2 separate regions of the Mus musculus genome follow, and region 1 is linked to region 2. Evidence: chromatin contacts called from ENCODE Hi-C or POLR2A ChIA-PET data. All regions are on one chromosome and are shown on one strand. The core of a region is the stretch at or near the end of the contact, and the rest is flanking DNA. Distances in the headings are between cores, read along the strand shown. Region 1 holds the start of Dpm2 (dolichol-phosphate (beta-D) mannosyltransferase 2). Region 2 holds the start of Fam102a (family with sequence similarity 102, member A).

Evidence for each region. Hi-C counts contacts between places; a loop is a spot of excess contacts on that map. ChIA-PET counts read pairs that join two places held with the same protein, here RNA polymerase II (POLR2A).
Region 1: a loop to region 2 is called in a map of left cerebral cortex, with 6 times the contacts of the local background. The contact joins the promoter of Dpm2 here to the promoter of Fam102a in region 2. A Hi-C loop is called at or near these places in 10 of 37 maps with a recorded cell type or tissue (gastrocnemius, heart, left cerebral cortex and 1 more). POLR2A ChIA-PET finds 5 or more read pairs at or near these places in 4 of 5 experiments (Patski and embryonic stem cell).

Annotation. Positions count from the first base shown.
Region 1 is chr2:32,569,595-32,572,360 of GRCm38, forward strand. It overlaps Dpm2 (dolichol-phosphate (beta-D) mannosyltransferase 2), which reads left to right and starts at 1,264. Exons shown (of 4, transcript NM_010073.2): 1 at 1,264-1,318; 2 at 1,612-1,701; 3 at 2,703-2,766. The coding sequence starts at 1,316. It overlaps Fam102a (family with sequence similarity 102, member A), which reads left to right. Exons shown (of 11, transcript NM_153560.4): 11 at 1-156.
Region 2 is chr2:32,533,752-32,536,827 of GRCm38, forward strand. It overlaps Fam102a (family with sequence similarity 102, member A), which reads left to right and starts at 1,608. Exons shown (of 11, transcript NM_153560.4): 1 at 1,608-2,481. The coding sequence starts at 2,336.

The DNA.
Region 1 (2,766 bases), core at 14-2,513, 35 kb after region 2:
TTGTGTTATTCCTTTCTAACCAGGTTACCACTGCACCCCATTCCGTGGGCTGTTCATATCTGTCTCAGCTTATAATAGAAAATTATGTCATATGGGGAAATCAGCCTAGTGTCAATGTTTGGTTTGGGGGTGGAATTAAATGCCGATGTTTTTGTTACTGCTTTTTGTTGGTGTTTCTTTTCATTCTCATCACCGTGTTGACTTGGGGGCTGCTAACAGGAGTTAGCCATGTATGTGTAAGATGACATGCTGGGGAAAGTAGGTTAGTGTTCTCCAGTCTGACCCCAGTCATAATGCTCACCACAAACACACACATACATATTACATATATGTCCACACATGTTTGTATGAATATGAATGGGCACTTGACAAAGGTCGGAGAACACCTGTTACTCCTGAACCTCTTCTTGTTTGAGACGGTGTCTCACTCTGGTTTTGGGGAAAGAATAAAACGTTTTTATTTGGTATTTATAAGGTTTCCTTTAGCCATGAGGTTTAAGGAGACCTACTACTCCTCATGCCTCCAGAGTGTTGGGACTACAGAAATGCACCACCATGCCCAGCATCAATTCGGGGATCTTAAAGCCCCACTTTTGGTCCTAATCATCGAAGAAACTGGTTAAAAATACCTGTCAGGGCACAAAGAGGGAGCTGTTGCCTCTGGTTGCAGAAATGGATAACCTGCATGGTGTAGCATTTGGAGAAGAATGGATCTACAGCAGCTAGCCCCATATGCCATGAGAGTAGTGTTCTGGGTGAGAAACAGAAGAAAAGCATGAAAGATAATTTGGCCCAGCGCCCCTTGGTTCTAAGAGGGCCATTCTGAAACCTCTGGCAGTGGACAATGAAGGGAAGCCTAGAAAGTTCCCTAGGAAGCCAACCAGTGGAAATTCTCATAGGCCAGGCCAGTGGTGGTCATTCTATACAGACTCTTCCATTAACAGTTTCAAGGCCAGAATGTAGAGCCTTTGAATTCTGATGTCTGCTTCAACAACCAACTCATTATGATCTATCCCTTTCCGGGACTTCCAACTCTGGGGTACATCTCACTCTGGCTTGGGACTGTAGGATAATGTTTAAATGATTATTGTTTGGGAAGGGTCTGACAGGGATGTAGCCACAAAAACCTGAAAGTCTGAGCTCCCGGCCCTACAGTTCCCTGCAGAAACTACATTTCCCGACATGCACTGGAGGGCGGGGAAAAGTGCCCGCACGTCAGCTCAGACGAGTCTCCGCGTGTCACGTGATTTACAAGCCGGAAAGGCCTAAACCAGGAACCGGATGTATTTTGTTGCTCCGGCGGAACGCTGGAGAGATGGTGAGCCTGGGGTGGAGTACATGTGTGATTTGAGGGTACCAGGGGTCGGGGCTCTGAGTAAGAGTCTCCTTGGGAGATGGAGTTGGGCTCTCCAAACCCAGATCGCTCTCTCCACCGCTTGCAGACAGGTGACACGAGGCCTGACGTGGCTTTCTAAACCCGAGAGCCACTTCTAGTAAGCCCTCCGTGGTTCTAAATGAATGAGAGGTTTGGAGTGTAAACCGGCTGCTCCGACCCTCCGTTAGTGCTTGTACACGAGCCATCTCGCCTGCTGAGCCTTTATTTTTCTCCAGGCCACCGGGACAGACCAAGCAGTAGGATTTGGCCTTGTCGCCGTTAGCTTGATCATCTTCACCTACTACACCACTTGGGTGATTCTCTTGGTATGTGTGCCCCACCCCCACCCCGCTCACCTTCATTTTGCTCTGGATCTCTAAGCCAGTTTCCTAACGCGACTTAATCAGCGTCTGTGTGCCAGCGTCTGGATGTTTAGCTAGCTCTAATCTCACGAAATCTACACTATGGTGCTTGCAGATGGTGTCTACATTTTATAGATGAGGAGGCTAAGACTCGGGGAGAAGGCTGTTTCTCAGCCTCTGAACTGCCGCACAGTGAGGCTTTATTTTGTGTTTGTCCTCCTGGTTAGCCAGCAGGTTCCTGGGTGTAGCAGTCGCCGGTGGAGTTTATTAACATCTCAAGTCTCTCTCTCTCTCTCTCTCTCTCTCTCTCTCTCTCTGCCTCTCTCTTTAATGTGGGAAATTTTGTTAGTTATTGTTTTAAAGTACACTGTGCTTGGAAAGGGGCATCTTGCAGTACTTGGTATCCTTCAGAGAGGAAAGTTAGGTGGGCTGACCTTCGGTGATGAAGAGAACTGGCTGATTCTCCAGAGGACTGGGGTTCAAGTTCCAGCACCCACATGGCCAGCTACAACCATCTGTAACTCCAGCTCCAGGAGACCCAGCAAAAGTCCCTGGAACGGAACGCCATTGCTGCTTAAGTTGTGTTAGGAGTTAGATTGGAGATCCAGGGCTTGGATGAAAGTACACCTGGACTCACAGGCACAAATGCATGATCAAAAAATAAAGACCTCTTTAAAAGACCTAGAGTTCTCAGAAGGCAGAAGAAGGGGGGAGGGCAGCTTGGTGAGGTCAGCCAGGGCCTCAGAAATCAAAAAGGATGGTTTCCAGCACTCACAAGGCCCAGGCAGTATTCAACAATACAGAGACAATATGGTGGGTCTCTTGTTATGATACATATCCACGCTTGGGGATGCTATCAAGGTGGGCCCTCAGTATCCAGTGCTGCCAGGGGGAGGTGGGACGGCTTCCCTTTGGGGCTGAGTAAGGTGAGCAGTACTCACCAGAGCTCTTGCCCTTGGTGCCAGCCATTCATTGACAGCCAGCATGTCATCCACAAATACTTCCTGCCCCGCGCCTACGCCGTCCTCC
Region 2 (3,076 bases), core at 358-2,857:
GGTAAAAATGCTTGCTGCCAAGTCAGATGACCTGAATTTAATCCCTAGGACCCACGTGGTAGAAGGGAAGAACTTAAGTTATTCTCTGCCCTTCACTGCACTGTGTGCCATGTGCCCAATCATATCAACAAACGTAATTTATTTTTTAAAAGACAAAGCCTTCAGGCCTCTACTTCCTCACCTTCAAAAGGAGATGCCTAGCTACATCAGGGAGGTCTGGATGGATTGGTTCGTTTCATCTCCAATCTGACTGCGTTTTCCACATTATGGGACAATTATGAGGAGCAGAGATTGCCACCCATGCTTCTGAAATGTAAGCTCAGGAAGTCTTCATGCACATGTCCAAACATGATATCATGCATGGTATCAAACATGATGTCCGGCAGAGAATTTACATCTCAAATGCCAATCAGCCCAACTCTCTTTAATTTTCCACAGGGAAGTCCAGCAGACCTTAACTTATCTCCTGCCCGGATCAAAAACGGCCTTTCACTCACCCATTTCCCCATTTTCTTTCCTCCAAGTTATCTGATGCCAGAACAATCAAGTCACTATCTAGCTCAAAAAACCAGGAGATGCCTCCTTCTTTGCTCTGGTCTACAAGACTGGGCCAGATTCTAGCCTGATCTGCTGTTCTCTCAAATTAGAATTCATCCAGGGATACTCCACAAACTTTTTGAGTACCATGCTGCCGGGCCAGCAGGCCTCTAGTGACTGCCACTGCCTGTACCCCGATGCTTGGCCGGCTTTGTGTCAGAATCCTTTGAACTTCCGTTCCAATCCGAAAGCACACGCCTCCTCTGACCTCCCTACTTGAGTTCTTCAGCAGACTCTCAGATCCAGTCTTTCCACTGGGTGCCTGCCTGACTCAGGACAGAGTTCCTAAACACTGGCGGCCTGGATAAAAAGAATCATAAAATGCCGATAGTTTGGAGAGTACGAGGTCCCCAAGGTGTCCTTTGCCATAACTATCGGGAAACTTTAAACAAAAGCCTTAGATAACAGCCTGGAACCAGGCAGGCCGAGTCACAAGGTTGCCGGGCTCCAATGGATCTTCAAGAGCGGCAAAGCCAGGACAGATGCTTGTCATTTTTAGAGGCGAGCAAGACCTGCATAGGTCTTGAGACACCTCTGCGATTGTTTTCCTGAGAACAGGGGTGCTACCTCCTCAGCCTGCTTCATTGCTCACTGAGCTCAGGTCTTGGCGGGATCCGGGCAGGCCGTTCTAGCCCTAGTTTCCAGATTGTTTCCCCTAGTCATTGTTTCTCCTTTTCTTGGGCTCGCGCTCTCCTCCCGTTCTTTCCAGTGCCGGCCCCCACACCCCGCGACCTCCCACCGCCTCTCCGCACCCCCCCCCACCGCGCTTCTCAAGGAGGCGGGTCCAGCCCCGCGAGCGCTCCAATCCGAGCGCCCTCAACTGGCCCTGCCTCCGCGAGCCCCGCCCCACGCCACCGCCAGCCAATAGAAATTCGTGTTCGTACAGTCGGCCTGTCCAATCGCAGGTTGGCTGTGAGCCTCGCGCGCCCCGCCCCTGCTGCTCTCGGCCGCGGCTCCGCGGGCGGTCGCGCCGGGGCTTCGGCATTCTCCGAGCAGCGCCGAGCTGCGTCGGGCTCAGCCGGCTGCGTCCGGAGGTGCGGGCGACGGCGCCGCTGTGCTCCAGCGGTGCTAACCGAGGCAGAAGCCATCCGGCCGGGTCGGAAGGCGCCTGAGACTCGGGCAGGGCAGGAGCGGCGTAGGTCCCAGGACTGAGCGGGAGGCGGACCGGCACACGTTCCCGGCCCGGCAGAGCCTCCCGAAGCGGTCCCTGCAGAGCCGGGTCGGTCGCCGAGGTGGCTTCCGCTTCCCGGGGCCTCACCTGCGCAGGCCGCGGTGCGCCAGGTGCGGAGGCGTGTGCGTCGCCTGGGCACCTCCCACGGCAGCCAGCGGGGCGGAGGCGGGGCCGCCGCCCGGGTCTCCAGCGGTTCGCCCGGCCGTCTCCGTCAGTCTCACCGGTCCGCCGGGCCCCGCGGATCGGGATGCTGCTGCTCGCTTGCGAGCCGCCCTCCACGCCAGCCCCCGCTGCCGGGGCCGCACCTCGCTGTTTACATGTCAGTGGAGCCCGGGTTCCCCGAGGGTGAGAGCAGCCGGCTCACTGGACCTGGGGCTCCGAACTCAGATCCTCTCCTGCCCGCAGCCTCCGCCGCCATCTGGACTGGATCCAGCTCTGGTGTTTTTGAGGAGGGGGGTGTGGTGTCGGGAAAGGAATCCTGGGGTTTTCTAGTATCCCCTTCTTTTTTTCTTTTTTCTTTTCTTTTTCTTTTTGGCCCTGCGGGCTTCAGACTCAGGGAACTTGCTCATGGCTTTTTTGATGAAGAAGAAGAAATTTAAATTTCAAACCACTTTCACCTTGGAGGAGCTGACTGCGGTCCCCTTCGTGAACGGGGTCCTCTTTTGCAAGGTCCGGCTGCTGGATGGCGGGGATTTTGTCAGCTTGTCGTCCAGGTAGGCATTGAGGTTTTCGCGTTTGCAGGGGAGGGTGGGGAGTGCTGATGAGTGAGATCTAGCCACTTGGCAAATGTGGAAGACTCAGCTAGGGACGGATGGGCAAGGGGCCCGCCTGGGGAAAGATTTGCTCTAAGCAGGACTTAGGTCTGAGTGAGCTGGCAGAGCGCCTGGCATTTGTCTGCAGGTGACCAGCCAGAAACCTTTTAGGGCCCTGCGTGCACTCTTCAAGTCACCCGTTTTACAGATTTGTATGGAGAGAGCTGACTGAGATTTTCACTTTAAGGGATTAAGTAAGGGTGTCTCAGGCCACCTTGCCACCAAGCTGGCTCCTGTGGCTGTCATACGATTGAGAGATTGGGCCAGCCAGGGCTCTCTGGCTCTCTCCCCTTGGCTGGGAAAGCCCAGTTCCAGGCACTCCCTGGATTTGATTGCGGGAGGTGGCTGGATTTTGGGTTGCCCAGCCCCCTCTTGAGTGACTGCCCTCCACTGGCTAAAGCTGGACTGCTTTGCAATGCAAATGTCCTTGCCAGGAGACTGCCTTCCCCTGTGAAAAAAGCCATCGGGTTTGATTTTGTGTCCGTCATCGTCCTAG